2 separate regions of the Homo sapiens genome follow, and region 1 is linked to region 2. A link is an interaction called in ENCODE POLR2A ChIA-PET data of the cell type or tissue named here. Cell type or tissue: GM12878. All regions are shown on one strand. Region 1 has its middle 26 kb from the start of LINC02951. Region 2 overlaps DDIAS (DNA damage induced apoptosis suppressor).

Region 1 (5,000 bases), 200 kb before region 2:
TTTAGTGTTTATGTAGATCTTGATTTTTCCCACTGGATTATAAATCCCCTAAGAAATGAATGAACCTCCTAAAGGGAAGGGGAAATTCACATTTCTCTTTATGTTAGATAGTATCCCTACATCTACTCTGTGTTAGATTGTTTCTTATATACTTTATACACATTTAACTCCCATCTTTTGTTATAGATGTTATCAACTTTTTATAGACAAAGAAGCTAAATCCCAGAGAGGATAGTTGAATTGCCTAAGGTTGTATAGCATTGGAGACAGAATTCACATCTGTTCTAATGCCAAGCCCCATAATTATAGACCTTAATAGTTATAAAGATATGGAGGGGAGAATCCAGTGCTTGTTGCATAATCACCTTCCGCTGTTGTTATAATCTCTTAGCAACTGTCCTAAAGTGTTTAGTGCGTGTTTCCCAAATATTAAAAAGACATATATTCAATATGGGTTATAAGTAAAAAAGTATTCATTCTACTTTCCAAAAGCAAATATAGATTTATGTCAGAGAAAAGGAATAATTAATAATTATATTTTCAGGGAGGAGGGCAAAGGAGTAGAAGGGACAAAAGGGGAAAAGAAGAGGAAGGGAAGGGAAGCTATTTTGCTGACCTGAAATACTATTAATTTAATTTACAACACTGATGAACATGAACATGCAAGAAGCCTCATAAGAAACACAGAATTAGCTTCTGCCTGGAGGAAAGAGAAGGTCAGCAGACAAATAGGTCACAGATTACCAGGAAACACTGACGTTAATAGACTCAGGTGCCGTCAAGCATAGGAAGCATTCCAAAGACAGATGAGTTTCAATCAAAATATTAATAAAATAAAGAGTAACAGTAAGGAGAAAAGGGAGCCCATTGTCATTGCTGGTGAACTTCAGATAAGTCTGACAAACCAGCAGCTTTTGGAACTGAGTTTTATTTTTATTTATTTATTTTTAAGACGGTCTTGCTCTGTCACTCCAGCTGGAGTGCAATCACAGCTCACTGTAGCCTCAAATTCCTGGGTTCAAGCAATCCTCCTGCCTCAGTTTCCCAAGTTGCTGGAAACTACAGGTACATGCGGCCATGCCTGAAAAATGCTATTCAAAGAACTTGTGAAAGATTGGTCCATAAGAAACAGAGTGTGATAAGAAGAAAGGGAATGAATAGGACAGTTGTGGAACAGACAGGAGGAAAGGAAAAGGGGGAGGAGAAAATGGGGTTAGTGAAGAAGAATATCAAAGGTAAAGAAAAAATCAGTGCCGCATGTACCTGTAGTTTCCAGCAACTTGGGAAACTGAGGCAGGAGGATTGCTTGAACCCAGGAATTTGAGGCTACAGTGAGCTGTGATTGCACTCCAGCTGGAGTGACAGAGCAAGACCGTCTTAAAAATAAATAAATAAAAATAAAACTCAGTTCCAAAAGCTGCTGGTTTGTCAGACTTATCTGAAGTTCACCTGAGGTCTGGAGTTCGAGATGAGCCTGGCCAACATGGTGAGTCTCTACTAAAAATACAATAAAATTAGCTGGGCATGGTGGCGGGTGCCTGTAATCCCAGCTACTTGGGAGGCTGAAGCACAAGAATTGCTTGAACCCAGGAGGTGAAGGTGGCAGTGAGCCAAGATTAGGCCAATGTCCTCCAGCCTGGGCGACAGAGCGAGACTCCAGCTCAAATAATAATAATAATAACAATAATAATAATGATAATCAGACCATCTAGCAGATATTTTAATGTTGTATCTACTACATGCAAAAGACTGAAACTATATGCTCTCTGAGGATACAACAAAATAATAACAAATAACACCACTTTTTGAATGTTTACAAAGTGCCAGGTATTGTAATAACAGGTTACATACTTTTTTCTATTTTAACAGCTCACTGAGGTGAGGATCCCAGACTTGAGAAGTCAATTGCAGCTAGTTAGAGGCAATGAGGGATTTCTAAACCAGGCCTATCTGGTTAAGAAAAATGCACTTTCCTTCTCCTCCTGCCTTATCCTCCCTTCAATTTTCATAAGATTTTGAAAAGTGCATATACATATTGTGTTAATTATTAAAAAGGATACATATTTATTATAGGAAAATTGGAAAACACTGTTAACAAAGTAAACAAGTAGTAAGGTTTTCCTAATCTATGCTATTTTAAAGAAGTATAAGAGGCCAGGCATGGTGGCTCATGCCTATAATGCCAGCACTTTGGGAGGCCAAGGTGGGCAGATGACCTGAAGTCAGGAGTTCGAGACCAGCCTGTACAACATGGTGAAACCCCGTCTCTAATAAAAATACAAAAATTAGCTGGGCATAGTGGCGTACACCTGTAATCCCAGCTACTTGGGAGACTGAGACAGAAGAATCGCTTGAACCTGGGAGGCGGATGTTGCAGTAAGCCGAGATCCCACCACTGCACTCCGGTCTGGGCAACAGAGTCAGAGTCTGTGTCAAAAAAAAAAAGAAAGAAAAGAAAAGAAGTGTAAGAAAGAGCACTGCTAAAGCATGTAAGAAAAATCCTGTTCTTTCACTCTCATCAACATGGAGTATCAATCTTTAAAAAATGTCTGATGAAAGAAAAAGGAAACTCATTCTTTTAATTTGTGTTTCTCTAGTACTACTGAGGTTTTGTGGTTTCTCATGTTTTTGGCCTCTTCTGCTTCATGTGTGTGTCACACAAATATACCTGCTCTTCATTTTCTTTTGGAATGTCTGTTTCTTACTAATTTGCAAATTACGTTAAGAATATTAACATTGTCTATTATAGGTAGCGATTTTTTTCTAGTTGTTTTTGTTCTGTTTACAGTACTTTTTGACATAAGGAATCTTTTCATTCTTGTGTCATCAAATCTACTAAACTTTTCCCTTTGCATTTTCCTCTTTTGTTTTCTTCTCTTTGAAAAGGCTTTCTCCACCCCAAGATTGGCTGTATTATCTTCTAAAAAGCTGGGTTTTGAAGGAGGTAAGGGACATGGATTGGCCCAGAGGAGGAGGGAAGGGATTTGAGTATTCAAGGCAGGAGCAATGATGGGGCTCATGCAGCCAGATGTAGGGATGAGGCCCAGATCTGAGCAAATAGAAATTGGACTGTATCAGTCTATGGAAGACAGATAAGGCAAAGAAAATAGAAGGGCTGGGGTATCTTGAAGCCTCAGCTATGGAGCCTGGTATTGATTTGTTAAATAGAAAATCAAGATTTATGCCAGCTTTCCCCAAAGGGGAATCCCAGATGGGAAAAGGAGACTATATTAGGATACATTTGCTAGGAGGTGTACAGATGCAGGAAGCCAGAAGAGCTAAGACACTGTTGCTGCAATCTAGGCCTCAGGTGATGACATATTAAATGGGCAGGACAGACTGGAGAAATGGAATGAAAGAGGAAGAGGCAGATATGAGAAGTATTTCTGTAGGGAAGACAACAGAAAATAAATAACTGCAATAAAAACAAACCCAGAACTTTGTAACTGAGTACACTAAGAAGCATACAAAGGAGAGAGTTTTAAAGGTGTCTGATGTTTGGAGAAGTAGGTAAGATTTCTATGTTTCAATGGAAGCAGCTGGGTGATCTGGAAGGATAAACTGTGTCAGGAGCAATGCAAAGGAGGAAATCTATGCTTAGTGTTTGGATGCTCTTAATTTGGGCTCGGTGGAATATACACAAATATCTATCCCTCAGCTGAGAGGAGAGAGAGCAGCTCACTAGTTGAATGAATGAAACTTCAAATCCAGGAGAAAAACTGAGGTACTTGATTCTCCCTTCCCCAGCACATTACTCTGAGCAAGGCCTGTACTTGAAGAAGATAAAGCAGCTTTCTGTCTCCTTAGGGTGTTTGGAACTGACTAATTAATGAGCACAGGGCCTAGGCTGGGTGTGGTGGCTTACACCTGCAATCCCAGCACTTTGGGAGGCCAAAGTGGGTGGATCATGTGAGCCCAGGAGTTCAAGACCAGCCTGGGCAACAAAGTGAGACCCCATCTCTATAAATAAATAAATAAATAAATATCACAGAGCCTAAAAGGTGTAGTTATGAGAAATGACAACTTCTATGTTAGTGTCAATACTTGTGGTGAGATCCTGTAAATAAGGTTGCCACATAAAATGCACTGTAACATTTGAATTTCAGATAAGCAATGAAAATTTTTTTGGTGTAAATATAACTCAAATGTTGAATGGGACATATTTATACCTTTACAATTTTTATTCATTGTTTATCTAAAATTCATTTTAACCTTGGTGTCCTATATTTTTATTTGCTAAATCGGGCAACCATTCCTATAAAGGGAGATTCCAAAAGCCTCCAAGAGTATGGCAGTTAGTACCAGTGCTTGGTGGAAGTTGAGAAGTGGAAAACACAGCAGGAAATTTCAACTTTCCAGAGAAGAGAAGATGCCAGTGAAGCAGGAGGAAGGGATGATAAATACGACACAGATAAATTAACCAATTTGTGTTTCTTCAGCATCTGCTATGCATTCTGCTAGGTACTTTGGGGGCTTGACTCAAGGAGATTACAGTGAGTTGTAAATTAATTCCTATAGGCAGTCATTGTACAAATATGTATTGTGAACACACTATGTGAACATACTATGTGCTAGGTTCAGGCTTTGGTACTAAATTGTCAAATAAAGAAGATAGTGCTGGAGCTTACAAAAAAAAAAGGGGACACTAGACTAACTCAAGTAAAACATTCAAAGAACAATTTGAGGTGAAACCTATTTGGAAACTAAAAATGTGCCTTCTGAAGAGCATGCTGTTTCACCCCTGTAATCCCAACAGCTTGGGAGGCTGAAGCAGGATGTTCACTTGAGGCCAGGAATTTGAGGATATAGTGAGTTATGATTGCAATACTGTATTTCAGCCTGGGTGATGAAGTGGGACCTTGTCTCAAAAAAAAAAAAAAAAAATGTGTGCCTTTTAAGAGCAACTGGGTGAACTTGCAAGATGTGTCTCCTCTAAATCTGTGGCTTTGCTTAGCTTCAAAAAGCAGCCATAATTCAAAGGAACTGGCAATCAACTGAGG
Region 2 (5,000 bases):
GAATCTGAACAACAGCCTTCAGCCCTAGACCTTGCCTCTCTGACAGAGCCTACCCAAATAAGAAGGAACCAGAAAACCAACTCTGGTAATATGACAAAACAAGGCTCTTTAACACCTCCAAAAAAAATCACACTAGCTCACCAGCAATGGATTCAAACCAATAAGAAATCCCTGATTTACCTGAAAAAGAATTCAGCGAGGCACCAGAGAAAAGCGAAGCCTGACGCAAGGAAATCCAAAAAACAATACGAGAAGTGAAGGGAGAAACATTCAAGGAAATAGCATAAAGAAAAACAATCAAAACTTCAGGAAACACTGGACACACTTACAAAAATGCAAAATGCTCTGGAAAGTCCCAGCAATAGAAATGAACAAATAGAAGAAAGAAATTCACAGCTTGAAGACAAGGTCTTCAAATTAACCCAATCCAACAAACACAAAGAAAAAAGAATAAGAAATTATGAACCAAGCATCCAAAAAGTCTGGGATTATGTTAAACAGCCAAACCTAAGAATAATCGGTGTTCCTGAGGAATAAGAGAAATCTAAAAGTTTGGAAAACATATTTGGGTGAATAATTGAGGAAACCTTCCCCGGCCTTGCTAGAGACCTAGGCATCTAAATACAAGAAGCATAAAGAGCATCTGGGAAATTCATCACAAAAAGATCATCACCTAGGCACACTGTCATCAGGTTATCTAAAGTTAAGACAAAGGAAAGAATCTTAAGAGTTGTGAGACAGAAGCACCAGGTAATCTATAAAGGAAAACCTATCCGATTAACAGCAGATTTCTTTGCAGAAACCCTACAAGCTAGAAGGGATTAGGGCCCTATCTTAAGCCTCCTCATGCAAAGCAATTATCAGCCAAGAATTTTGTACCCAGTGAAACTAAACATCATATATGAAGGAAAGATACAGTCTTTCTCAGACAAACAAATGCTGAGAGAATCTGCTACTACCAAACCACCATTACAAGAACTGCTAGGCTGGGCGCAGTGGCTCATGCCTGTAATCCTAGCCCTTTGGGAGGCTGAGGCGGGTGGATCACCTGAGGTCAGGAGTTTGAGACTAGCCTGGCCAACATGGTGAAACCCTGTCTCTACTAAAAATACAAAAATTAGCTGGACGTGGTGGTGGGTGCCTGTAATCCCAGCTACTCGGGAGGCTGAGGCAGGAGAATTGCTTGAACCTGGGGGGGCGGAGGGTGCAGTGAGACGAGATTGCACCACTTCACTCCAGCCTGGGCGAAAAAGCGAAACTCCGTCTCAAAAAAAAAAAAAAAAAAAAAAAAGAAAGAAAGAAAAAAACTGTGAAAAGGAGCTCTAAATCTTGAAACAAATCCTGGAAACACATCAAAAACAGAATCTCTTAAAAGCATAAATCATGAAGGACCTATAAAACAAAAACAATTTAAAAAGCAAAAACAAAAAAAACAAGGTACACAGGCAACAAATACCACAATGAATGCAATGGTACCTCAAATCTCAATACTAACATCGAATGTAAATGGCATAAATGTTCCACTTAAAAGATACAGAATAGCAGAATGGATAAGAACTCACCAACCATCTGCTGCCTTCAGGAGACTCACCTAACACATAAGGACTCACATAAACATCAAGTAAAGGAGTGGAAAAAGGCAGTTTGTGCAAATGGACACCAAGCAGGGGTAGCTATTTTTATATTAGACAAAAACAAACTTTAAAGCAAAAGCAGTTAAAAGAGACAAAGGACATTATATAATGATAAAAGGCCTTGTCCAACGAGAAATATCACAATCCTAAACATTTATGCACCTAACACTGGAGCTCCCAAATTTATAAAACAATTACTAATAGACCTAAGAAATGAGATAGACAGCAACACAATAATAGTGGAGGACTTCAATACTACACTGACAGCACTAGACAGGTCATCAAGACAGAAAGTCAACAAAGAAAAAATGGATTTAAACTATGCCTTGGAACAAATGAACTTAACAGATAATATACAGAGCATTTCATCCAACAACCGCAGATTACACATTCTATTCAACAGCACATGGAACTTTCTCCAAGATAGACCATGTGATAAGCCAGAAAACAAGCCTTAATAAATTTAAGAAAATTGAAATCATATCAAGCACTCTCTCAGGCCATAGTGGAATAAACTGGAAATCAACTCCAAAAGGAACCTTCAAAACCATGCCAATACATGGAAATTAAATAAGCTGCTCCTGAATGATCCTTGGATCAAAAATGAAATCAAGATGGAAATTTAAAAATTCTTCAAACTGAATGGCAATAATGACACAACCTATCAAAACCTCTGGGCTGCAGCAAAGGCAGTGCTAAAAGGAAAGGTCATAGTCCTAAATGCCTACATCAAAAAGACTGAAAGAACACAAACTGACATTCTAAGGTCACACCTCAAGGAACTAGAGAAACAAGAACAAACCAAACCGAAACCCAGCAGAAGAAAGGAAATAACCAAGATCAAAGCAGAACTAAATGTAATTGAAACAAAAACAAATACAAAAGATACATGAAACCAAAAGCTGGCTCTTTGAAAAGATAAATAAAATTGATAGACCGTTAGCAAGATTAACCAAGAAGAGAGAAAATCCAAATAACCTCATTAAGAAACAAAACGGGACATATTACAACTGACACCACTGAGACACAAAAGATCATTCAAGACTACTACAAACACCTTTACACAAGCTAGAAAACCTAGAAGAGATGGATAAATTCCTGGAAAAATACAACCCTCCTAGCTTAAATCAGGAAGAATTAGATACCCTGAACAGACCAATAATAAGCAGCAAGATTGAAATGGGAATTAAAAAATTACCAACAAAAGGCCGGGCGTGGTGCCTCACGCCTGTAATCCCAGCGCTTTGGGAGGCTGAGGTGGGCGGATCATGAGGTTAGGAGATCGAGACCATCCTGGCTAACACCGTGAAACCCTGTCTACTAAAAATACAAAAGATTAGCTGGGCATGGTGGTGGGCACCAGTAGTCCCAGCTACTCAGGAGGCTGAGGCAGAATGGCGTGAAGAGAGGTAGAGCTTGCAGTGCGCTGAGATCACGCCACTGCACTCCAGCCTGGGCGACAGAGTGAGACTCCGTCTCAAAAAAAACCAACGAAAAAAAGTCTGGGACCAGATGGATTCACAGCAGAATTCTACCAGACATTCAAAGAAGAATTGGTACCAATCCTTCTGACGCTATTCTATGAGATAAAGAGGGAACCCTCCCTAATTCATTCTATGAAGGCGACATCACCCTAATACCCAAATCAGGAAAGGACATAAGCAAAAAAGAAAACTACTGCCCGATATCCTTGATGAACATAGATGCTAAAATCCTTAACAAAATACTAGCTAACTGAATCCAACAACATATCAAAAAGATAATCCACCATGATTAAGTGGGTTTCATACCAGGGATGTAGGGACAGTTTAACATACATAAGTCAATAAGTGTGATATACCACATAAACAGAATTTTAAAACCAAAAATCACATGATCATCTCAATGGATGCAGAAAAAACATTCAACAAAATCCAGCATCCATTTATGATTAAAACTCTCAGCGAAAGTGGCATACAAGGGACATACCTCAATGTAATAAAAGCCATCTATGACAAACCCACAGCCAACATAACAATGAATGGAGAAAAGTTGAAAGCATTCCCTCTGAGAATTGGAACAAGACAAGGATGCCCACTCTCACCATTCTTCTTCAACATACTACTGGAAGTCCTAGACAATGCAATCAGACAAGAGAAAGAAAGAAAGGGCATCTAAATCAGTAAAGAGGAAGTCAAACTGTCACTGTTTGCTGACAATATGATTGTTTACCTCGAAAACCCTAAAGACTCCTCCAGAAAGCTGCTAGAACTGATAAAAGAATTCAGCCAAGTTTCTGGATACAAGATTAATGTACACAAATCAGTAGCTCTTCTATACACTAACAGCAACCAAGTGGAGAGTCAAATCAAGAATTTAACTCCTTTTACAACAGCTACAAAAACACACACACAAAAAAAAACCACACAAAAAAAACAAATTTAGGAAGATACCTAACCAAGGAGGCAAAAGACCTCTACAAGAAAAACTACAAAACATTGCTGAAAGAAATCATAGACAACACAATGAATGGAAACACATCCCATGCTCGTGGATAGGTAGAATCAATATTGTGAAAATGACCATGCTGCCAAAAGCAATCTACAAATTCAGTGCAATCCCTACCACCATCATTCTTCACAGAATTAGAAAAAACAATTTTAAAATGCATATGGAACCAAAACATGGCCTGCACAGCCAAAGCAAGACTAAGCAAAAAGAACAAACCTGGAGGCATCGCATTACCTGATTTCAAACTGTACTATAAGGCCATCGTCACCAAAACACCATGGTACTGGTATAAAAATAGGCACATAGGCCAATGGAACAGAATAGAGAACCCAGAAATAAACTCAAATACTTACAGCCAACTGATCTTTGACAAAGTGAACAATAGTGGGGAAAGGACACCCTTTTCAACAAATGGTGCTGGGATCATTGGCTAGCCACATGTAGGAGAATGAATCTTATATAAAAGCAACTCAAGATGGATTAAGGACTTAAATCTAAGACCTGAAACTATAAAAATTCTAGAAGATAACATTGGAAAAACCCTTCTAGACATTGGCGTACCCAAAAGCAAATGCAATAAAAACAAATAGCTGGGACTTAATTAAACTAAAGAGCTTTTGCATGGCCAAAGAACAGTCAGCAGAGTGAACAGACAACCCACAGAGTGGAAGAAAATCTTCACAATCTATACATCTGACAAAGGACTAACATCCAGAATCTACAACGAACTCAAACAAATCAGTAAGAAAAAAACAAGCAATCCCATCAAACAGTAGGCTAAGGACATAAATAGACAATTCTCAAATGGCCAAGAAAACACATGAAAAAATGCTCAACATCACTAATGACCAGGGAAATACAAATCAAAATCACAAT

What was found. Peaks named below come from ENCODE experiments on the same cell type or tissue, not always from the same donor. Only the 100,000 strongest peaks of a DNase experiment are listed, where the experiment ranks them.
Region 1: POLR2A ChIA-PET joins it to region 2 with 5 read pairs; 6 of 35 experiments call an interaction of 5 or more read pairs at or near these places.

What each region holds. Positions count from the first base shown.
Region 1 is chr11:83,120,573-83,125,572 of GRCh38, reverse strand. No RefSeq gene overlaps it. Among named protein-coding and RNA genes, the nearest start is that of LINC02951, 26 kb to the right of the region's middle. In GM12878, no CTCF peak of the experiment used is centred here; no DNase peak of the experiment used is centred here.
Region 2 is chr11:82,917,863-82,922,862 of GRCh38, reverse strand. All of the region lies in intron 3 of DDIAS (DNA damage induced apoptosis suppressor), which reads right to left. Among named protein-coding and RNA genes, the nearest start is that of DDIAS, 19 kb to the right of the region's middle. In GM12878, no CTCF peak of the experiment used is centred here; a DNase peak (open chromatin) is centred at 2,432; H3K4me3 peaks cover 374 bases; H3K27ac peaks cover 538 bases.